6 separate regions of the Homo sapiens genome follow, and all the other regions are linked to region 2. Evidence: chromatin contacts called from ENCODE Hi-C or POLR2A ChIA-PET data. All regions are on one chromosome and are shown on one strand. Each heading gives the region's core, a stretch centred on a gene start or an enhancer-like site at or near the end of the contact. The rest is flanking DNA. Distances are from core to core; before and after follow the strand shown.

Region 1 (3,656 bases), core at 1,073-3,572, 310 kb before region 2:
TGAGGTGCGTCTGTGCCACCCTTGTCAGGAGCCATTGACGACGGGCCCCCCCTGGACCCCCCGGGACCTCAGAGTGGGGGCAGGCAGAAGGGAGAACCAGCTCAAGACATTTTGGAGGATCTGGCCCTGGGGTTCTTCAGAGAACACCCTCTAGGGGCTTTGGGGACATGGCCTGTCCCCACATCCAGCACTTGCCTCCGCCATGGTCACTCGGCAGCCCTTTTCCCAGGAGAAGACACCTCTGGGAGCCTGCTCAGTGCTTGTCCTGCCATCCTGTGTCCTGGGACTGAGGGTTACTCCAGTTGCTCTGTGTTGCATACTCTCCCCCGCAAGCCTGTGTATGAAGAATTGTCCCCTGGCTTCCAGCAGGCCATGGCTGGCTGTTTTGTGACTGTTACATTGTGCAGGGGTAATTATTAGCGTGGCTTTTACACTTGCGTGTGACTGATGATTGGGGGGTGGGGGTACGGTGATGGGCCTGGGACTAGCTGTAGATTCCAGGAACAGGGACCCTGTAGATCCCAACTAGACTTCTGTGTCTGAGATTTGCAGAAGTGGCCAGGACTGGGGCTAGGATGAGGTTCTAGAATGGTGAGCCTCTGGGGCCCTAACCAGGTGGAGCATGCCATCTATGCCGGTGGCCGCTTAATGTACTCTGTTAAGTCAAATGAGCTCTTGTTCATCCCTCCTGACCCGCTGCTCTGCATACCCTGGTGTTGAGCCTTCTGCCTGCGTTAACCAGTCCAGAATGCCACCATCTTCTCTTTCTGCCCCACTTCTCCTCAGCCCCTTCTTGCTGAGTTTTCCCCCATGGTAACCTATCCCTGCCCCCAACACATATACCTAGGGACCTCCAAAGCCCTCACTTGCCCACCTGTTCCTTCTCACATGCACAGCCATCACGAGGGTTACTGCATGGCACCCTTCATTGGGCAGATGGGAAAGCCAAGGCTCAGAGAAGTGGTACAGTCTCTTCAAAGTTCCAGGCACCTGTGGTTTCCCACAGGACCAGAAACAGGAATGGGGTCTGAACCCACCCGCAGAGCGGTCTCAGTAGTCTGTAAAATACAGATGATGTCCCTATTCTCAAGATTACTGTGGGAGAACAATTGCAGAAAGTGTATCGCACTAGACCCGCCTCCCCGTTCTGATTAATGCGGCCCCGGGGCTTGACCCCAGGGGTCCCCCCACATGCTCACCTCCCCCGTGGTGAACTGAGGTCGCCACACACCCAGCCTCCTGTGTGGGAGGGGTGAGCCCAGCAGTGATTGAGAGGCGGAAAGGGGAATGGGGGGTGCTCTCCGTCCTCTGGGCCCCAGTCAGGATATGGCCGTTCTGGGTCCACCCCGACCCACTGGGTGGAAACAGGAAATAAGTGAGACCTGGTGTGCACTGGGTCTACGCCTGGCTCCACGGCTGATAAGGGCCATTGTGTGGCCGCCGGGGATGAGCCTGCTCTGGATAGATGTGCTTCCCGGAGGAAGGAAGGAAGGCTTGCTAGCTTTTCCGGGGCGGGGGAAGCTGTGGGGAGAGAGAAGGGTGCCGGGGGGAAGGCCCCTGCCTATGGGGCTGTCGGTGCCAGCACACACCCACGGGACTCAGCCCTTCCTATGCCAGCCTCTCCCTCTGGAAAGGTCTGTTTCCCCTATCCACTTCCCTGTTCTTACTTCCTATAAGGAATGGCTGGAGACTGGAGGGCTCAGTCTCAGGCCAGGAAAGTGTCAGCTGTGATTTAGCAACAATAAAAATAGAAAAGCAGGAACATCAGGGGTGGGGGTCACCTGGGGGTACTGTTGAAACGCAAGGGATGAACAGGGCTAGAGGTTGCCCACACCCAGGGAACCCAGGAACTAACCTCACAAGCTCTGAGGCTCAGAGGAGGGTAAGCCAAGAGCTTCCTCACAGCGGGACAGCCCCCTGTCCGGGCCCTGCATGACCAGGCCCCAGCAGCCCTGGTCTCTCAAACTCATGGTGGGGGCTCACCTGCTGTGGGGGGCAGCCCCGTTGAGGGGATGTGCAGGAAAGCCAGTGCCTACTAACGGGTCCTCTTGGCCTAGGGGAGGGCATGCCGTCTGGTTTGGGGAGTGGGCCCCGTGCTCTCTAGGTGGTACCAGAGAGTGGGCAGGAGGAGGGGCCCAGCCATAGAGCTGCCGTGGGGATGGGGGGAAGGGGAAAGGCGTCCTAGCCTTTGACCTGGAGCCCAGGGTCCCCCATGGGTGGCTGCATCGGCTCCTCTGGTTACCTGGGACAACAGGCATTTCCTCCATCCCCAGCCCCTCCTCTTCCTGCTCCAACCATCCGGGCCAAGAGGCCTCCCAGTCAGACCTGGACGGCTCCAGCCGTGTCCTGAGGAGCTGGACCAGCCACATCCCCTGGGGCTGCAGTTGAAGCAGAACCAAGTGGCCATCCCGGCGTTAGACCGTAGGTTCCTGGTCCCGGAGTGGTCGGAGCCCGCCAGTGGGCAGGCAGCTCTTGCTCACAGGCCGCGGTGCCCAGGCCGCTGGCTCTCCGCAGGGCGGAATGGCGCTGCAAGTGGAGCTGGTACCCACCGGGGAGATCATCCGCGTGGTTCATCCCCACAGGCCCTGCAAGCTTGTAAGCTGGGATGCTCTGGGCTGGGAGGAGGGTGGGAGCGTCTCCCCAAGGCCGGGCAGCCCCTCTCAGGCGAGCCCTCGGGCAAGAGCTGAGCAGCGGGGAGGGGTTCCGATCCTTGGCGGGGCCAGAACAGACTGAACAAGACGGGGTGAGTGGAAGAGTAAGGATGCAAGGGCCACTAGCAGCAGGATTTTTGGAAGTGGAGGTCTGGGCTTGACTCTTCCCCGGCTTCCCGAACCTCAGTGGGCAGAACCGTGAATACTGGGCACAAAAGGCAAGTGCCGGCTGCTGTGAGGTCGAAGGACCAGGGCATGGAAGCTCCAGGCTCAGTCAACGCCCCGCTCCTCTCCAGTCCGCAGGGCTGGGACCGCCCAAGACTCAGAACAGAAGGACGGTGTGGGAGGTGGGTGAAGGGTCACGGGTGGGTAGAAACGGGGGAGCGCGGCCCTGGCCCGGCCCGCAGGAAGGGGCTGGAGATGCAAAGGGCCCGGAGGAGGGAGAAAGTCGGGCGCCCCCACGCCCCCAGCAGCGCGGCGGGGAGCCGGGTCTTCGGCCGGAGGGGCGCGCGCGTGTTCGCTGTGGCCCCGGGAACGGGCCGAGGCGGGGGCCGCACGCACCGAGGCTTCGCGGACGCGGCCGGGGCTGAGGCGGGGCGGGGCGGGGCCGGAGGGTGCGCGGCCCTGCCCGGGATGACGACAGGCTGCGGCCCGGCCCCCGGCGGGCCCTGGGCGGGGAGAGTGCGCCCGGGCCGCGGATCCCCAAGCCCGCCACGCCGCCCAGCCCGGCCCCGCCCGCGCCGGAAGAGCCACGCCGGTGGGTACTCGGGGCGCGGGGACGGCGGCCGCGGGGGGCGGGTGTGGGGAGCGGGCGGCCGGGCCGGGAGCCGCCGTGCACGAGGCAGGGGTCACGGCCGGGGATCGCTGGGGCCGAAGAACGGCCGCGTGGACCCGTGCGGGGGGGGGGGGTCCCACGACCCGGAGGCGCCGGCGCAGCCTGGTGGAGACTTAGATTTACCTGCGGGGAGCGGGAGGCGGGGAAGAGCGGCCTGGGCTGCAGGACCC
Region 2 (3,492 bases), core at 616-3,115:
CAAATAGCCTTGAAAATGGGATGTACCTTCTTCCCACTCAGCCCCTCGTCATTAACCCAGTGCTCCTGGCGGTGCACCCAACCATGAAATCCCCTTTAAGTCCAGTGATGAGGCAGGAGCAGGCAGGTCACCCTGGGGTTGGAGAGCCGCAGACAGTCTGAGTGCACAGGCTGGAGGGAGGGCTGGGAGGGTGGAGAGCACTGGCCCCAGGGACTGTCTGGGGAATGCTTAGAAGGGGCCTGGAGGAGGCAGCGTGATAGATGGGGGTTCAGTGCCTTGGGGAGCACTGGCTGGTCCCCACCCGGTCCACATTTAGCTGAATCAGGAAGGTCTGTCTGCCACAGCTCCCCGCTCCTCTGACAGATTGGGGTTGATCGCTGGGGTTAGAGCACTTCAGGGTAGCATCACCTTTGGCAAAGCCCGGAGGAGAAGGACTCTTTAACTCCTTCCTTCCCAGCGCGTGACGTTGGATCTCCCCAACTCCTCAGTGCCAGGGATGCGGAGGTTTCTGTTCCCACCCAAATCACTGTGGTGCTCAAAGGCTCACACACTTGTCTCTGTGGCCAAGGTTAGCATCTGGCCGTGGTGTTAACATCTACTGGAAGCCATCCAACAAAGGCATCAAGGGAATCTCGAAGTGACTGCCCTTTCCTGAGACACGTTGTCTGAGACAGACGTCTGGAGATGGAAGAGGGTTGACAGGGTTTCCCAGAGGGTGGTCTCTAACCCCATGGACCCGCAGAGATTTCTCAGGACCTTCAGCACCCGGTGATCACCAGTTAGCTGGCCGTGGAGGCAGTATGCGTGGTGTTTAAGAGCATGAACAGGCCGGGCGCGGTGGCTCACGCCTGTAATCCCAGCACTTTGGGAGGCCGAGGCGGGCGGATCACGAGGTCAGGAGATCAAGATCATCCTGGCTAACAAGGTGAAACCCCGTCTCTACTAAAAATACAAAAATTAGCCAGGCGTGGTGGCACGTGCCTGTAGTCCCAGCTACTCGGGAGGCTGAGGCAAGAGAATGGCGTGAACCCGGGAGGCGGAGCTTGCAGTGAGCCGAGATTGTGCCACTGCACTCCAGCCTGGGCGACAGAGCGAGACTCTGTCTCAAAAACAAACAAACAAACAAACAGAAAAAGAGCATGAACAGAGTGCCAGGGTTCAAGTCCCAGCCCTCACTTACCCTCTGAGTGGGTTACTCAGCTGCTCAGGGCCTCGGTTTTCTGACCTGGAAAATGGAGAAAACAGAGATAACAGTGACATTCACGGTGAGATCACGCTAGTGAACGAAACGCTAAGCCGGGCACACAGTCGGTGTTCTGTGTTCGTTATCAGAAGTTTCCTCTGTAGAGCCCTCAAGATTTGTCTCTCCCTCTACCCTCTATCGTGTTGTGGAGTGGAGGGTCCGAGAGTGCCAGGATTGGACAGAATGTAGACAGAAAAAAGCAAACTATGGCAACGCGAAGGAAAGCAACTGCCACATTTTAGCTTGGAGGATGCTGAAAATAGCTTGTTCAAGCCTTTGTAGATAAAAATGTAAAATGTACGCAAATGTATGTGACTCACGCAGAAGCATACATCCATAGCTCCCTCACAGTCAGCGCCGGATGTGGCCATCAGGAAAACCCCACAGTGTGGGGAGAGGGCCCGAGCGTTCTTGCTTGTTGTTGTTTTGAGGAGGGGACGGTGCTGCTGCCTCCTGGGCTGGTGGCTCCTGGTGGCGGCAGCTCACGCCCGTTTCCACCTTTCCCCTGGGCTGTCTTCCGAGAGTTCCAGGTGGGAAGAAGAGATGCCCTTGGCCCCTCATGGCTCCTCCGGCCTCGCGGTCCTCCGAGAGCCTGCTCGTTCCCTTCCCATGCCGAAGCTCTATTTCTGGAGCGTCTCATTGGAGATGCACGCCCCCTCCCTGCCAAGCTCCAGGTGCCTGCTTGGCCCTCCCAATCCTGTGTGCTAGTCAGGGACGGTGGGAGGGTGACAGCTGCAGGGAGGGGCGGCAAGAGACAGCGCTGGTGCCTGAGCCAGGAGGATTGGGGCGGAGGGAGCCCTGGGGACGCAGGGACGGGCTAATAATATTGAAAACCACTTCTGCTGCAGCCACCTGTAGAGGCTTCCCCACCCAGAGCATCATCCTGTGCGTCTCCCAGGGGCTCCCCAGCCTGTGATGAGTGGGTGACCCCCATCTCCCCTGGGGCAGCTGCAGAGGCCTCTGCCCAAGCAGCTTATGGGGCTTCCTCTCAGCATCCTGGGGGAGGAGCTGCTTCTCCCCTTAAGAACTAGATGTGTGTGTGTCTGTTTGGAGTGATGAGGACCGACCCCCACACCCCTCCAGCGTTCTGCGGGTGCCGACCACACTGCCCCCGGCAAAGGCCAGGCTGACTTAACCTTCCTGGTAGGCCTCTGTAGGGCTGGGCTCCCAGAAGTTTTCCCCTTAAGCTGCCTGGGGATGGGGTGGGGTGGAGACAGCTCCGGTATCTGAAATGTCACTATCTGGGGTACCGGGCCCCCTGGGTGGGCCCCACTGCTTCCCTTTCCCTGGGTTCAGGAAGGGGCTTCAGCCCCACTGCCCTGGACCCCCCTGGCCTGACTCCCCTCCTGTCCTTCCCTGCTCCAGGGTCGCTTGGCCCAAAGAGGTCTGTGGGGAAGCTGCCATGGCTCCCACAGAATCAGCCCACAGGAGACAGGCATGGGGCCCCCAATCTCTTCACTGCCCTTGGGCGAGGGGGTCTTCCTTAGAGGGAATTTCGTCTCTAAACGGTCATTTCTCAGGCCTCTTGACCCGACTTCCCACCATTTCTAGGTGATGATGCAAACACGATGGGCTTTCCAGGCCGCGGCTCGGGGTCCCCAGGAGGGGTCCTGGAGGGGAACGCGTGGAGCCCTTGGGGCTTCTCCTGGCTCCAGTTTGTCCTCCGCCCAGGAGGGGCACATGTGGGACTGTCCTGGCCCCACAGCCCCCGTGACTTCGGTCCTCCCGGGTCTCCACCCGCCCCCCTCCATGTGTGGCGGGAACGGCCGCGCTCAGAGGTCAGGGGTGTGGAAAGGGACGAGCGGGGGAAGGTTCGGGAGGAGAGAGGCGCGTCCCGCGGCGCGCAGGACGTTCACCCCGTGGGTCCCGCAGCGGGTCTGGCTGGGGAGGGGCCCGGCCGCCGCTCCCGCCCGCGAAGCCGCGCTTGGAGATCCCGGGCGGGAGGTGATGTCACCCCTGTGGGCTCCCGGGCCCCCCACGGCACCTGGTTTGCGGATCGCCAGGATCCTGCTGAGCCCGGCGCGGGGGGGACGAGGGGGACCTGGGTCTGCGCCGCCGCCTGGAGACCCCCCGAGACCCCCGCGGCCCCTCCTCGCCCAGCGCCGGAGCCCCGCTGCCCCCTTAGCCCGGCCGGGGGCGTCCTGCGGAGGGCGGAGCCTCGAGCCGATTGGTCCCTCCCCGCCCCGCCCCCGCACCAAAGCCCCGCCCCCGCACCAAAGCCCCGCCCCACCACGAAGCCCCACCCCCGC
Region 3 (3,451 bases), core at 300-2,799, 380 kb before region 2:
TTCTCAGAGAAGACAGTACCGTCCACCCCGGCTCCCAGGCCAGAGACCTCGCTGCTTTTCTCTCCTCCTCTCAGCCAATGAGTCAACAAGTCTCACGGAGTTTACCTTCTGAGTTGCTCCTGAATCCATCCCTTCCTTTTCTTCCCTCCCACTGTCCTAGTCCACCTGCACCTGGACATCTGCAGCAGCCTCCTCGCCGGTCTCCCTGCCTACGCTCTGGCATTCCATCCCCTCTGTCCACCCAACCACTAGAGTGAGCCTTCGCCCAGGACACCCGCTCATGTCACTGCTCAGAGCCCTTACATGCCCTCCCACCGCCCTTAGGGTGGACTCCAAATACCTTATCATCGTTCACCAGGAACCCTCCCCTATTGAGCTGCTCAGCCCTGAAATGTTCTGTTCCACTCACTTGTCAGTTCTCCAAATGCACCATGCTCTCCCTCTTGCCTCCAGCCTTTGCATTCACTCTGCCTGCTATGCTCTTCTCCGAAGCCCTCTGCAGATCTGAGAATCTCTTCCTCCAGGAAGCCTTCCCTGACTACATCCCTGACGCTCAATTAGGTGCCCCTCCGTGTAATGCCGCTAAGCCTGTGTCTCATTTCTCACAGCCCTTTTCATTCTTTTTTTTTTTTTTTTTTTTGATGCAGAGTCTCGCTCTGTCGCCCCAGCTGGAGTGCAATGGTGCGATCTCGGCTCACTGCAACCTCCGCCTCCAGGGTTCAAGCGATTCTCCTGCCTCATCCTCCCGAGCAGCTGGGACTACCACCACCACGTCCACCACCACGCCCGGCTAATTTTTGTACTTTTAGTAGAGATGGGGTTTCGCCATCTGGTCTGGAACTCCTGACCTCAGGTGATGCGCCCGCCTGAGTGCTGCATTACAGGCATGATGTGCCTGGGATTACTGCCAGGAGCCACCGCGCCCGGCCTCACAGCCCTTTTCTTTTCTTTTTTTTTTTTTTGAGACGAAGTTTCACTCTTGTCCCCCAGGCTGGAGTGCAATGGCGCGATCGCGATCTCGGCTCACTGCAAACTCTGCCTCCCGGTACAAGCGATTCTCCCGCCTCAGCCTCCCGTGTAGCTGGGATTACAGGTGCGTGCCTCCACGCCCAGCTAATTTTTGTATTTTTAGTAGAGACGGGGTTTCATCATGTTGGCCAGGCTGGTCTCGAACTCCTGACCTCAGGTGATCCGCCCGCCTCGGCCTCCCAAGGTGCAAGGATTACAGGCGTGGGCCACCGCGCGCGGCTATTAATATTTTTTGAAACAACCTTTTCCTGGGTCTCAATTCCCTCAACCGGGGAGGCCCCCCAGCCAGCACCCGCGTGCATCCGTGGCGGTTCACACCGAGGACGGTGACGGACACCCTAGTCTGCTCCGCCTTCTGCCGGGTCTGGCCCCAGCCGCGGGGCCCCACCTCGGAACCGACAGCGCCGCCGCGGCCCACTTAAGGACGGGAGGGCGGGCCTGGGAAGGCTCGGCCCCGCGTGACGTCAGCGCGCACCGCGGCGTGTGACGCTCTGGTTGCCGCAGAGACGCCCCGCCCCCGCGCGGCGCTGCGGAACCGGAGCTCCGGGCGGCGTCGGCAGCGGCGCGAGAGGCGACGAGGCCCGGGCGGCAGGAGCCGGCGCGGCGACCGCGGCGAGGGCGGCGGGGACGGAGCAGAGCACGACGAAGACGCACAGGCAGCCGGGCCGGGCCGGGCCACGGGGAGAGCGGCCGGCGGGCAGCGGGCGGGAGGCCGGGCGGGCCGCGGGCAGCCACCGAGCCGCGAAGCGACATGGTGCTGCTCAAGGAGTAGTGAGTGTCCGGCGGCCGTGCGGAAGCGGGGAGGAGGGAGGGTGGGGACGGCCGCCGGGGCGACGGCGCGGCGAGGGACGCAGGGCCCGGATGGACGGAGGGGCAGCAGGGACGGAGGGTGCCTGAGGCGGGCCCAGCGGGGATGGAGGGGATCCGGGGCGGGCGGCACGTGAGGCGGGGCCCACGGGGCACGGAGGGGCGGCCGGGGCGTGGAGGGGCGGCCGGGGCGTGGAGGGGCAGCCGGGGCGTTCGGCATCTGAGCCGGGGCCCACGGGGCATGGACGGGCAGCCGGGGCATGGAGGGGCCCACGGGCACGGAGGGACAACCCGGGCGGACGGCTCCTCAGGCGCCCCGGGGGCCTCGGAGGCCCAAGTGGACCCGAGGAGAGGCCGGGGACAGCGAGGGCGAGGCCAGGCCCGAGACGGGGTCAGGGCAGGGAGAGCTGGCCCGGGACTGGGGGAGGCCGAGGGGACGCCGAGCGCTGGGAGTGCTGTGGGGTCGCTCTGCGCGGGCCGAGGGCGCGGGCTCAGCCGGGACTGCAGGCGGCGCTGAGAGGCCCCGCGGCGGCCGAGGAAGAGGCGCACCGGGGCAGGCAGGGCCTCCCGGCGGTGGGGAAAGGTGGAGGGCCGAACAGTTCACACGGAGAGCCGGGTGGATGGGTCAGAGGCTCCGCGATGGAGTTGGGATGGGGATGGGGAGGAGTGGCCGCCTTAGGCATCGGGTGAGGGGTGGTGGTAAGTGGACACAGGAGGAGGACTAGGAAGTCAGGGCCTGGCTGGGGAGACAGGTGAAGGGTCTGAGGACATGCAGAGGGGGCTGAGATGCGGGCCGGAGTAACCGTGGTGCCCAAGCAGCTGGTGCGGAAGAGGAGGCTTTTGGAACAAGCTTGGGATGACTGCTTGGGACGTGGGGAGACTTGGGCGAGGAGGCCAGAAAATGTTGGGTAGGGTCCGAAGTGGAGAAGGCCGGGAAGTTACCGGGGTCGAGGCTGGTCCGGAAAGAGAGTATGTTGGGATGAGTATACCTGCCGTTGGAGATGGGGGAGACCAGGGCAGGGCCAGCTTGTTTCTAGGGGATTCTCAGTCTTGGTGCAAAGAGATGGGGAAATTCTTTGAGGAATTGAGGGGTCCATGGAGCCGTGAACTGAGGAGAGATGGTGGAAGGGGTGGGGAGCTCTTGAGTAGTGAAGAGGGGTGCGTGGGAAACTGGTGACTTCTGGAAGGAGTTGCAGGATGACGGGTTTGCTCCTGAAATCCAGGGGACTGGGGGACAGGTGGAGATGTTTGGTGTGCTAAATCTTTCAAGTACAAGATGAGCCATCGTTGAAGCTCAGGGTTCCAAGTAAGCATCACAGGACATTTTTCTCCCCAAAGAGGAGAGATAGGATGGGTGTGTGTGTGTGTGTGCGTGTGCGTGTGTGCACAGAATTTACAGTGAAACTGCTTTCCTGGAGGGAGGGCCAGAAGCCCCAGGAGTGGGAGATGGTCAAACAGAGAGCAACTTGTGAGGCAGCCAGGCAGGTGTGCAGAGAGCTCTTGCCACTTTGTCAGCGATCGCACTTTGACCATCCCCACCAGGCTGGCTCCTTGGAGGTGCTTAGGACATTTAGGACATAGAGTGGAGTTTGGGTAACAGAGGGAGCTGAGACCC
Region 4 (3,394 bases), core at 701-3,200, 450 kb before region 2:
CATGCCTGTAATCCCTGCACTTTGGGAGGCTGAGGTGGGAGGATCACTTGAGCCCAAGACTTCAAGACCAGCCTGGGCAACAGGGCAAGACCCTATCTGTACAAAAAATACAAAAATTAGCCAAGTGTGGTAGCATGCACCTGTGGTCCCAGCTACTTGGGAGGCTGAGGCAGGAGGATCACCTAAGCCCAGGAGGTCGAGGCTGCAGTGAGCTATGATCATGCCACCACACTCCAGCAGTCTGGGTGCCTGAGATCCTGTCTCAAAAAAAAAAAAAAAAAAAGAAAAAGAAAAAAGACAGGGTTCTTGGTATCTAACTTCAGTAGACAGTAGTAGTATGGTTATCTGAGAGAAAATGTGGAGGACAGTTCTGGGGGATATTTGAGGCATGTTTGAGCCCTGCAGCGCCGTCAGGCTGCTCAAAGAGGAGGGAAGGGTGAAGAAAGAGATTTTTCAGATGGCAGTTGAAACCTTGGGAGTGGGAAGGGTTCCACAGGGTGAGGAACCGGGTAGGCTACCAGCTGGAGCCGCCCCCCAGCAGGCTGACAGCTCCAAGCGTTGTCTGGGGGAGGTTGCCCTCGCCAGGTGGCCCGGGCGGATTCTAGACAGTAGGGGGCACACTCGGACTGGGGCAGGTGGAGCAAGAGGCGTTTGGGGCTCCCACAGCCCTGGGGTGGTGGTGGGGTTTTATTTTTGGTTTTTATTTTGGTAGAGATGGTTCTCGCCATGCTGCCCAGGCTGGTCTCAAACTCCTGTCCCCAAGTGGCCCTCCGACCTTAGCCTCCCAAACCGCTGGGATTCCAGACGTGGACACCGCGCGGCAGCCCTGGGGTGCTAAGCCAGCCCCCCGGAGCGAGCCAGGGTGACCAAGGCGATTCTGGGGCAGTCAGAGGGTCTTCCCGGGTCGGGTTAGTGCCTCGAATCCGGGGGACGAAGACGGGGAGCTGAGCTTTCGGAGCCCGGGCTTATCAGACGGGGACCCGGAGCCCCCTCGAACCCTCCCTAGCTTGTACCAGCTGGCGGACGTGGCCCGTAGCATCGCCCTGCAGAGGGGACCTTCCCTGAAAGGGACGGGGAACGGGGTGAAGGTGGCCAGCGCGGGCAGGGAGCACCCAGATGACGATCAAGGGTGGAGGGTCCCCGGAGGACCGAGCAGTGCGTGAACACGGGCGGAGAAAGGTCAGTCTGATGGGGGGAGCTCAGGAGACCCCATCCTAGGACGGGACAGACCAGCCCCAAATCCCCTTGCAGATTTCCAAGGGCCAACTTCCAGGGACCGGGCAGACGCCACCGGGGAGAGGGGAAGGGGTCGGTGCATCAGCGGGGGGCGCCACGGCTGGACCGGGTCCGGGATCCCAGGCCCCGAATACGCCGGGACGGGAACCACCGGGGCGGGGGAGCGAGGAACCAGGACCCAAAGCCCGAGGCGGCGGGGACGGCGGCGCTGCGTGGGGAGGAGGCGGGGTGGGGATTCGAGAGTGGAACCACCGTGCGGAGCCGGCGCATCTGGGCGTGGTGACCCGCGCGCAGGGGGCAGCTGGGGACGGCGGGGCGGCCGCGGGAGAGCCCGGCTGGGGGCGCTGGTGGCCCGGCGGCTTCTGGGGGGAGTCCGCTGGGGGCCGGGACGCGGAGCCGGAGCCCCAGCCTCGCAGGGTCAGGCCGCTGGAGAGGCCGCGGGGCGATGTCGCCGGGGATTCCCGGCCGCGCTGTGACTCGGGTTGAAGGCTGCAAAGCCGAGGCCCGGCCCGCAGCGCCCAGGCCCCTCCCGTCCCCCATCTCTCTTGTTTGTCTCCGAGTCCGGCCGGAACCGGCTTCTGCTCGCGGCGGGGCGGGCGGGGGGCTGGCTGCTGATTGGTCGACGCCTGTTTCCAGCCCCGCTCAGCCAATCAGCGGGCGGCAGTGTTTTCTTCTTGGGGTCGGAATAAAAGGGCTGGAATAAAAGAGGGCAGAAAAGGCGCCGGGCGGGCCCGACACACGCCGGAGGAGCCGGGTGAGCTGCAGCAGGGAGGGGATCGCGGCCGGGGCGAGGGCGCGGGGGCAGAAGCGGCCGCCGAAGGGGCGTAGGGAGAAAACGTGGGAACGAGGAGAGAGATGGAGCGATGAGGGGCCGCCAGGGAAGAGATGACGAACAGATGCGGGCTGGGGAATGGAGGCGCGGGGGTCCGAGGCCATGGAAACGGGCGAGTTGCCGGGGGAACGCCCGAGATGGGGGTCGCGCGGCTGGCTCGCGCCACCGGTTTGAACCGGCTCCTCGTCTCCCACGCTGGGTTCGCGTGGCCGCAGCGCCTAGCGACCTAGACGGCGGCCAATGGCGCGGCAGTTCCTGCGCCGTCCGGCCAATGAGCGCGCCGGGGCGGGCCGTTCCGTAGGTCTGGGCGCTGATCTTGTGGTTGAAGAAACCAGCTCTGGGGAAGGGTCTCGGGCGCGGGCGGGAGGGCACCTGTCAGGGTCCCTGGGAGAGGCAGCCCTCGGATCTGCCCCTGCCCACCTCACGCTGCGTTCCATGCTGGCCCCAGGCGATGTCAGTCCTGCTGCAGGCCAGGACTAGTTCCACGGCCCTGAGCATGCGTTAGCCCCTTCTTGCCTCCATGCCTCAGTTTACCTCGGAGTGAGCTGCGGGAGACGTCTCCCTGCCTGGCCGGGGCGGCTCTGTCGTAGCGGAGGGCAGCGGTACGAGCCGGCCGCGGGCTCGGGGTGTCCCAGGTCCGGGCAGGGCTGGGGTTCGCTTCCTCTGCTGCGCGCACCGGCCGCCGCGGCCGGGGAGGGGTGGCAATCCCGAGCCCTGCGGCAGCGGTCGGGGCTGCTGGGGGCGGCCGCAGGGGCTGGGCAAGGGCCGGCCGCTGACGCCGAGTTCTGTGCGCAGGTGGTGCAGAGCCGGAGCCGGAGCCGGAGCCGCGCCGCGCCGCACCATGGCGCCCACCCTGGCCACTGCCCATCGGCGCCGCTGGTGGATGGCCTGCACGGCCGTGCTGGAGAACCTCCTCTTCTCGGCAGTCCTCCTGGGCTGGGGCTCGCTGCTCATCATGCTCAAGTCAGAGGGCTTTTACTCCTACCTGTGTACCGAGCCAGGTGAGACAAGCGCCTGGGGTTGCGGGGGGCTCCTGGAGCTGGGGCTTTGGGAGGGGGCGGGATGGGGGCGAAGACCTAGCGAGCCACAGCACCGCATTGCCCAGTGCCTCTAGGGTATCAGAAGGCCCATCTGATCCTCACCCAGCCCTGCCGGGTACTTGTCATTGCCCCTGTTTTGTGGACGAAGACATCGAGGCTCAGAGCGATCTGTCTTGCGCAAGGCCGCAGAGCCTGGGCCTGCCATCCACCCAGAACCCCACCTGCTGTCCAGGGTGTTCCTTCCACCCGCTACGAACAGTGCTGGACTGCTCTCCTCTCCTCCCAG
Region 5 (3,657 bases), core at 427-2,926, 290 kb before region 2:
CAGATTCCATTCTGAAAAGTAGTGCGCAGCTCACCACCCCTTCTGAGCAGAGCCCGCAGCGGCCGAAGCAACGAGAGTTTCCCTCCCTGCAGCGTACCCTGGCCGTCAGGAGGCCCAGGTCCCGGTCCTGGCACTGTGTGGCCCTGGCCAAGGCCATCTACCTCTCTGAGCCTCCATGGTCCGCTCTGATCAGGGAGGCCACTGGCCCTGCCTGGCCTGCCTCAGTGACCCAGCCCTGGGGGTGCACCTGCTCTTTTTTTTTTGGAGTGTAGTGGCACCATCTCGGCTCACTGCAACCTCTGCCTCCCAGGTTCAAGCGATTCTCCTTTGTCAGCCTCCTGAGTAGCTGGGACTACAGGCGCCCACCACCACGCCTGGCTAATTTTTGTATTTTTGGTAGAGATGGGGTTTCACCATATTGACCAAGCTGGTCTCGAAGTACTGACTTTGTGATCTACCCACCTCGGCCTCCCCAACTGCTGGGATTACAGCCGTGAGCCACTGTGCCCGGCCTGGGGTGCACCTGGGCAGCTGGTTCCTGCTCCTGAGGCCCTTTCAGCAGGCAGAGGGCTTGGCTCAGGCCGGCAGCCATCTGCAGCTTCCTCCCTGTCACCCCCAGGCACAAGCTGGCTGACCAGCGGACCAGGAAATCTCTGGGCCGAGGGGAATTCCGCCTTCTGCACTATGCGGGGGAGGTGACCTACAGCGTGACCGGTGAGGATCCTGGGGCTGTGTCCCCACAGGGGCCTGCGGGGAGGCTCTGTCTCACCTCACGTCGGTTCTCCCCTCCCAGGGTTTCTGGACAAAAACAATGACCTTCTCTTCCGGAACCTTAAGGAGGTGAGGAGGACGTGGGGAGGCCGGGGTGGGGGTGGGGATAGCCCACAGCTCTGCACCTGTGTCCAGGAGCCTGTCCTGCCTGTCCCTGTGCCCCACCCTGACCCCGGCTCTGCCCACACAGACCATGTGTAGCTCAAAGAATCCCATTATGAGCCAGTGCTTTGACCGGAGCGAGCTCAGTGACAAGAAGCGGCCAGAGACGGTGAGGAGGTGGCGGGACCGGGCGCAGGGGTGCATGCGCCTGAGTGTGCATGAGGGCCTGTGTGAGCCTGGGAGCTGGCAGCGTGCGTGTGAACGCGTGTGAGCCCGTGCACATCTGCAGGTGTCTGTAGGGGGCTGCCTTAGGTGCCTCTTTGCCTACTTTTTTTTTTTTTTTTTTTTTTTGAGACAGGGTCTCGCTCTGTTGCCCAGGCTGGAGTGCAGTGGCGCAATCTGGGCTCACTGCAACCTCCACCTCCCTGGTTCAAGCGATTCTCCTGCCTCAGTCTCCTGAGTAGCTGGGATTACAGGCGCCTGCCACCATGCCCGGCTAATTTTTTGTATTTTAAGTAGAGATGGGGTTTCACCATGTTGGCCTGGCTGGTCTCAAACTCCTGACCTCGGGTGATCCACCTGCCTCGGCCTCCCAAAGTGTTAGGATTACCGGTGTGAGCCACCACGCCTGTCCCTGTTTGCCTACTTGTGTGTGTGTGCTGTGTCTATAGTGGAGTCGTGTGTCTTCAGTGTGGGCTGTGTCTGTAGGGGAATCCTTGTGTACGTCTGTCTCTGTGGGTGCCCATATGTTGACAGCTGCCTCTGTGCGGTTGCTGTCATGTGTCTACCCACTCAGCAGACATTTATAGCAGACACTGCCAGGCACTGAGGTACCACAATGAGTGGGTGTGCCTGCAGCAACATGTGCACAGGGTGCTTTGCAAACTTAGAAGAGGGAACAGCAAACGGCCTGACGGGGCGGAAGGGGTGAGGGGTTGGGGAGGCTCCCTGGAGGAGGAAGCATTGGAGATGACTTGGGAATGTCAGATGAACCTATAGTGAGGGCCCAGTCCAGACACAGAGAGTCTAAAAAGGCCATGAGGTGAGCAGGAAAGCGATGGCATCAAGGAGAAGGACCGGGGGAAAGGCAGGCATGGCCAGGGTGCCAGATGCAGGGAGGGCTCCAGCGAGCTGAAGGCGGAGGTACGGCTGTTGGGCTTGGCAAAAAGAGGGTCAGGGGAGCCCCAGAAGAGTGAGGTCAGTGAGTCCATAGGGAGGTGGAAGCCAGACTGCCTGGCAGGGAGGGCATGCAGGCGACATGCTGCCCAGGGTGTGGCTCACTGTGCCCCTGCCCGCTGCTGCCGTCCACCCCACCCTCTCCCGAAGCACCACATCCTCCCGGCCCTAGCGTCTCCCTGCTGAGGATGCCTACACACCCTCCCGCCCAGGCCTCTCCAGCAAGCCACAGACTCGTGTATCTCATCCTCTTCCCCTAGGTGGCCCCAGGGCACCCTAGATCCCACTGGTCTATAACAAACGGGCCCTTGGTCTGCCCCTCCAGGCTTTCTCCTTCTTTGACCCAGTCCCCCAGGCCAGAAACCTGGGTGTCATCCCCTTTTTTGTTTTTGTTTTTGTTTTTGAGACGGAGTCTCGCTCTGTCACCCAGGCTGGAGTGCAGTGGCGCGATCTCGGCTCACTGCAACCTCTGCCTCCTGGGCTCACGCCATTCTCCCACTTCACACTCACGAGTAGCTGGGATTACAGGTACCCGCCATCGTGCCCGGCTAATTTTTTTATTTTTGTAGAGATGGGGTTTCACCATGTTGGCCAGGCTAGTCTTAAACTCCTGACCTCAGGTGATCCGCCCGCCTCGGCCTCCCAAAGTGCTGGGATGACAGGCGTGAGCCACCGCGCCCGGCTCCGGCCCCCTCGTTCTTTTCTCTCCTTGTCTCCCTTGTCCAGCCACTGGATCTTGCCGGAGTACTTAGCAGCTCCCCCTCAGTCCTTCCCTGTAGCCACTTCACCCGCCCCTCCTCCTTATCCTTTAAAGCTCAGCAGAGCGTCATTTCCAGAAGACGTCACCTGGTGCCCCCTAACCCTCAGACTGGATGAATTGTCCCTTTGTGGGGCTCTCAGAACCCACAGGCATACACCTGCTACTCTCGGAACACCGGGATTGTGAGTCTTTGCCAAGGAGCGTGCTCCTCCGCCAGGCCTGAGATCCTTCCAGGTCCCGCAGAGCAGCATACCCAGATACTAGCTGAATGCGTAGCATGGGACATGCTGTTTAGGAACGCAGCCCTGAAGTTCTAGAAAGAAAAAGAAGGGCCACTAAAGGGAGGTGTAGCACTGAGGTTGCTGGGAGACCTGAGCAGGAGTTTTAGGCTGGAGTGAGGCTCGTAGACTGAGGTCTCTCGCCCAGCCAGAGGGGTAAGGGGTGGAGTCTGGCCCCCTCCTCTGCTGCGAGGAAGCTGTGGTGGGAGGAGTAAGGACCAGGCAGAATCAGAGGCTGCTGCGCGCGTCACCAGCCAGGGGAGTGGGGTACTCGCTGCTGGGGTCAGCAGCTTTAGCCCAGCTCCGGCCAACCTCCCATGCCTCTTGGCTCGCCAGGTCGCCACCCAGTTCAAGATGAGCCTCCTGCAGCTGGTGGAGATCCTGCAGTCTAAGGAGCCCGCCTACGTCCGCTGCATCAAACCCAATGATGCCAAACAGCCCGGTAGGCCCCTCCCACGGGGGACTTCGGGGCCGGGCCTCCCCTGCAGGAGACAGGCCGTCAGCGCCAGCCCGCTGACCACGGCGCTCCCCCTACCCCAGGCCGCTTTGACGAGGTGCTGATCCGCCACC
Region 6 (3,523 bases), core at 273-2,772, 270 kb before region 2:
CACGACACTCGTAGGAACACAGTCCAGAGGCAATCATGAGGGCAGTGAGAGTAGGAGATGCCCCTGGCTACAATTTAGTGTTTAGAATTATCTGGGCAGGTGACCCCAAAGCCTCAAAAGAGAAGAGAACTCTGTACTTCACGTGGCTTGGTACACTCTGCTCCCTTTGCTTTGAATGTCCTTCCCCGCCGAGTGCGGTGGCTCACGCCTGTAATCCCAGCACTTTGGGAGGCCGAGGTGGGCGGATCTCAAGGTCAGGAGATCGAGACCAGCCTGGCTAACACGGTGAAACCCCATCTCTACTAAAAATACAAAAAGTTAGCCGGGCGTGGTGGCGGGTGCCTGCAGTCCCAGCAACTCGGGAGGCTGAGGCAGGAGAATGGCGTGAACCCGGGAGGCGGAGCTTGCAGTGAGCCGAGATCACGCCCAGGCACTCCAGCCTGGGCGACAGAGCGAGACTCCATCTCAAAAAAAAAAAAAAAAAAAAAAGAAAGAATGTCCTTCCCCATTTGTCATTCAGCAGTCAACACATGCTGCCTCCTCTGGGAAGCCCTCCTGGATTACTCCATAGACTGGCTGTGGGGGCTCTGCTCTGTGTTCATGTCCGTTTCCCATGATAGCGTTTGTCAGCATTTGTCATCCTTTTGTCATCCAGTTTCCTGGTTCCTCTCACTGGTCTGTGAGTTCGAGGAGTGCAGGGCCCAGCCATGATAACCTTTGCACCCGCAGTGCAAGTGGAGTGTCAACAACAATGTCCTAGGTGAATCAATGAAAATGAGAACGTCAGCTGGTCTGTGGAGAAGCTAGAGGAACGAGCAGAAACGGACCGACGTGGCCGGGCGCGATGTTTCTCGCCTGTAATCCCAGCACTTTGGGAGGCCGAGGCGGGCGGATCACCTGAGGTCAGGAGATTGAGACCATCCTGGCCGACATGGTGAAACCCCCGTCTCTACTAAAAATACAAAAAACAGCCGGGCGCGGTGGCTCACGCCTGTAGTCTCAGCTACTCGGGAGGCTGACGCAGGAGAATCGCTTGAACCCGGGAGCAGTGAGCCGAGATCGCGCCATTGCACTCCAGCGTGGGCGACAGAACAAGACTCCGTCTCAAAAAGAAAAAGAAAAAAGAAACAGACTGATATCGCAGGAAGCCTGGCCGAGAACTCAGGCCCCAGGGCCACACGCATCTTTTCTCCTCCAATTCTGTCTGGGAGTCGCTGCCTAGAAGTCCCAGGTCGTCCAGGAACCGGGGCCCAGACGAGAAGCACCGCTCTGTCCGCAGCGCAGGCGCGCGTCTCTGCGGGAGGCTGCGAGGCCCCGCCCCTCGGGCCCTAGACCCCGCCTCCCATCCCCCGCAGCCCGGGCCCGGGAAGGGCGGCACCGCCCATGAATCCGCATGCGCAGTGCGCGCGCGAGGGCGCCTTGCCCTTCTCCCAATGGCGGGCCGCGGGCCCCTTCCCGGCAGCCTCCCTCGGGCAGGGAGCGCGTCATTTCCGGAGGGGGAGGCCCGCGGCTGCCGCCGCCATTTCGGGCGCTGCTGTGAAGCTGAAACCGGAGCCGGTCCGCTGGGCGGCGGGCGCCGGGGGCCGGAGGGGCGCGCGCGGCGGCGGCACCCCAGCGTTTAGGCGCGGAGGCAGCCATGGCGGGCAACTTCGACTCGGAGGAGCGGAGTAGCTGGTACTGGGGGAGGTTGAGTCGGCAGGAGGCGGTGGCGCTGCTGCAGGGCCAGCGGCACGGGGTGTTCCTGGTGCGGGACTCGAGCACCAGCCCCGGGGACTATGTGCTCAGCGTCTCAGAGAACTCGCGCGTCTCCCACTACATCATCAACAGCAGCGGCCCGCGCCCGCCGGTGCCACCGTCGCCCGCCCAGCCTCCGCCCGGTGAGGGACTGACGGGACGGCGGGCCCTGGGCGGGGTGAGGGCCGCGGAACTCCCAGCCTGGCTGGCTGGTCCTCGAGAGCGGACCCTCGGGGGTCGTGGGCAGAGGGCTGGGTGACCGTGGCAGGGGCCCGCCGGCTGCTCGGGCTCGCTCTCACCCGGGGAGCAGGAGTGTGGGGGAGGAGGAGCCGCGGACCGAGGCCCCGGGGTGTGCCTGGGGAGGGCAGCCGCGGGGAAGGGGAACTGCTTCGGCCCCAGGGTGGGGCTGGCTCCCGGGCCAGGCGCAAGGGTAGGGCAGGGCAAGGCAACGTGGGGACAAAGAGCTGAGGGAGATGTTGGCACTGCGGGGGCATCACTTGGCAGCGGCGCCCAGAATGAATCCGATAATCCTACAAGTGGCTTTTAGGCTGGAAACGTTTCCTGCCGTGTTGGAGAGCCGGGTTTGGCCGTGCTCCCCTGGTGGCCTTTGGTAGGAAGTCACCACATACTGGCCGGGAGGGATGGAGACACCCTCAGGAAACCGGTCAATTTTTTCCTTTCTTGGGCATTTTTCCAAAATCTTTGTACCGTTCTCTTCCCCCGTGGAGGACGAAGGTGGTGAACTAAGTGCTAGAAGAAATAGTGGTAGCAGAAAGCCTTCAGTGACCAGCCCAACCCAGTTTAAGGCGATGCCTGGCTATGTGCAAGAGATCTAAGCGTCCAGAAGACTGTCCGCCGTTAGAGAGTTCTGGTTTTCAAAGTGTTTAGTGGAGGAAAGACATTTTATTCCACAAAATAAACCAGAAGTGAGGCAATGGAAACAGACCCTTCCCTGTAAGTGACTGGAACTTCATTTTCCTTGGACTTAAACATTGTCGGTGTGTACTTCAGGGCGTCACCTTGCTCAGTAAGATGGGGCTGCGGGCTGAGTCTTCCTGGATATTGGGAACAGACTCTACGCCAAGAACATAAATTACCTGCGCTGGGTTTTCCTTGCCAGGGAGGGATCCCTGAGATTGACTGTCTTACCGATGCCGTTGGAGTTGATTTGGGACTGTTTTAAGGGAATAGATAGATGCCCTTAGTACTGGAGATTTGTGAGGTACAAAGTAATTCTGGGGTTCTCATTGTATGTGTACCTGTGTAACAGCATCAGGAGTCCTCGTGCCTTCACGCTGTTGCCAAGTCGAAGCAGTTTCTTCTTGGCCAGCTGAGAATGGGTTCAGACTAGTCTCATATGAATCAGGAAGCTCTTGAGCCGTCCTTTGTAGACTTGCCCTTGTAGAATAGTTCTAATTTAGATTTACTCGCTCCGGCCAGAAATAGAGAATTGGATAGGCAGTCTCTTTGTTAACACACACCAATTTTTATTTTACTCTTTTCTAAGACGGAGTCTTGCTCTGTCACCCACGCTGGAGCACAGTGGCGCAATCTCGGCTCACGGCGATTCTCCTGTCTCAGTCTCCCAAGTAGCTGGGATTACAGGCACCCGCCACCATAACCAGCTAATGTTGTATTTTTCGTAGAGACGAAGTTTCACCAGGTTGGCCAGGCTGGTCTCGAACTCCTGACCTCAGGTGATCCACCAGCCTCGGCCTCCCAAAGTGCTGGGATTACAGGCAAGAGCCACCGCGCCTGGCCAACACATACTAATTTTTTTAAAATTTTT

The links. A loop is a pair of places that touch in the nucleus more often than their neighbours do. ChIA-PET counts read pairs that join two places held with the same protein, here RNA polymerase II (POLR2A). Pooled maps may share reads with other maps.
Region 1: a pooled map shows a loop between it and region 2 (4-fold over the local background). The contact joins the promoter of MYO1C here to the promoter of ABR-AS1 in region 2. A Hi-C loop is called at or near these places in 1 of 168 maps with a recorded cell type or tissue (B cell), 9 of 37 single-sample maps with no recorded cell type and 5 of 50 pooled maps. POLR2A ChIA-PET finds 5 or more read pairs at or near these places in 1 of 52 experiments (activated B cell).
Region 3: a map with no recorded cell type shows a loop between it and region 2 (11-fold over the local background). The contact joins the promoter of PITPNA here to the promoter of ABR-AS1 in region 2. A Hi-C loop is called at or near these places in 2 of 37 single-sample maps with no recorded cell type and 4 of 50 pooled maps.
Region 4: a loop to region 2 is called in a pooled map, with 8 times the contacts of the local background. The contact joins the promoter of SLC43A2 here to the promoter of ABR-AS1 in region 2. A Hi-C loop is called at or near these places in 1 of 37 single-sample maps with no recorded cell type and 4 of 50 pooled maps. POLR2A ChIA-PET finds 5 or more read pairs at or near these places in 1 of 52 experiments (activated CD4-positive, alpha-beta T cell).
Region 5: a loop to region 2 is called in a pooled map, with 3 times the contacts of the local background. The contact joins the enhancer-like site here to the promoter of ABR-AS1 in region 2. A Hi-C loop is called at or near these places in 2 of 168 maps with a recorded cell type or tissue (B cell and ovary), 9 of 37 single-sample maps with no recorded cell type and 5 of 50 pooled maps. POLR2A ChIA-PET finds 5 or more read pairs at or near these places in 2 of 52 experiments (A673 and activated B cell).
Region 6: a loop to region 2 is called in a pooled map, with 4 times the contacts of the local background. The contact joins the promoter of CRK here to the promoter of ABR-AS1 in region 2. A Hi-C loop is called at or near these places in 1 of 168 maps with a recorded cell type or tissue (ovary), 2 of 37 single-sample maps with no recorded cell type and 4 of 50 pooled maps. POLR2A ChIA-PET finds 5 or more read pairs at or near these places in 2 of 52 experiments (A673 and CD8-positive, alpha-beta memory T cell).

The regions. Positions count from the first base shown.
Region 1 is chr17:1,491,352-1,495,007 of GRCh38, reverse strand. It overlaps MYO1C (myosin IC), which reads left to right and starts at 2,322. Exons shown (of 32, transcript NM_001080779.2): 1 at 2,322-2,595. The coding sequence starts at 2,521. It overlaps LOC105371483 (a long non-coding RNA gene), which reads right to left and starts at 2,221. Exons shown (of 2, transcript XR_934145.4): 1 at 1,383-2,221; 2 at 314-1,058. It overlaps INPP5K (inositol polyphosphate-5-phosphatase K), which reads left to right. Exons shown (of 12, transcript NM_016532.4): 12 at 1-431. RefSeq lists silencers at 3,067-3,466, 3,547-3,656 and an enhancer at 3,271-3,656.
Region 2 is chr17:1,180,000-1,183,491 of GRCh38, reverse strand. ABR-AS1 (ABR antisense RNA 1) reads right to left here and starts at 1,865. Exons shown (of 3, transcript NR_187271.1): 1 at 1,564-1,865; 2 at 1,181-1,225. It also overlaps a transcript of ABR not described here. RefSeq lists an enhancer at 2,704-3,470.
Region 3 is chr17:1,560,890-1,564,340 of GRCh38, reverse strand. PITPNA (phosphatidylinositol transfer protein alpha) reads left to right here and starts at 1,549. Exons shown (of 12, transcript NM_006224.4): 1 at 1,549-1,800. The coding sequence starts at 1,781. RefSeq lists silencers at 1,377-1,656, 1,727-1,776, 2,257-2,386 and enhancers at 1,229-1,728, 2,497-2,596.
Region 4 is chr17:1,627,390-1,630,783 of GRCh38, reverse strand. It overlaps SLC43A2 (solute carrier family 43 member 2), which reads left to right and starts at 1,950. Exons shown (of 14, transcript NM_152346.3): 1 at 1,950-1,990; 2 at 2,864-3,069. The coding sequence starts at 2,910. RefSeq lists enhancers at 2,702-3,239, 3,240-3,394.
Region 5 is chr17:1,471,995-1,475,651 of GRCh38, reverse strand. MYO1C (myosin IC) reads left to right here. Exons shown (of 32, transcript NM_001080779.2): 15 at 620-714; 16 at 794-840; 17 at 962-1,042; 18 at 3,424-3,529; 19 at 3,628-3,657. Among named protein-coding and RNA genes, the nearest start is that of CRK, 18 kb to the right of the region's middle. RefSeq lists enhancers at 471-540, 691-820 and a silencer at 1,631-1,720. Within about 2 kb of position 1,676, at least 2 of the 41 ENCODE cell types and tissues checked have a DNase peak (open chromatin) inside an H3K27ac peak, as active enhancers do; they include B cell, where a contact is called at or near this core.
Region 6 is chr17:1,454,231-1,457,753 of GRCh38, reverse strand. CRK (CRK proto-oncogene, adaptor protein) reads left to right here and starts at 1,522. Exons shown (of 3, transcript NM_016823.4): 1 at 1,522-1,877. The coding sequence starts at 1,637. RefSeq lists silencers at 1,214-1,713, 1,804-1,863, 1,974-2,103 and enhancers at 1,368-2,353, 3,488-3,523.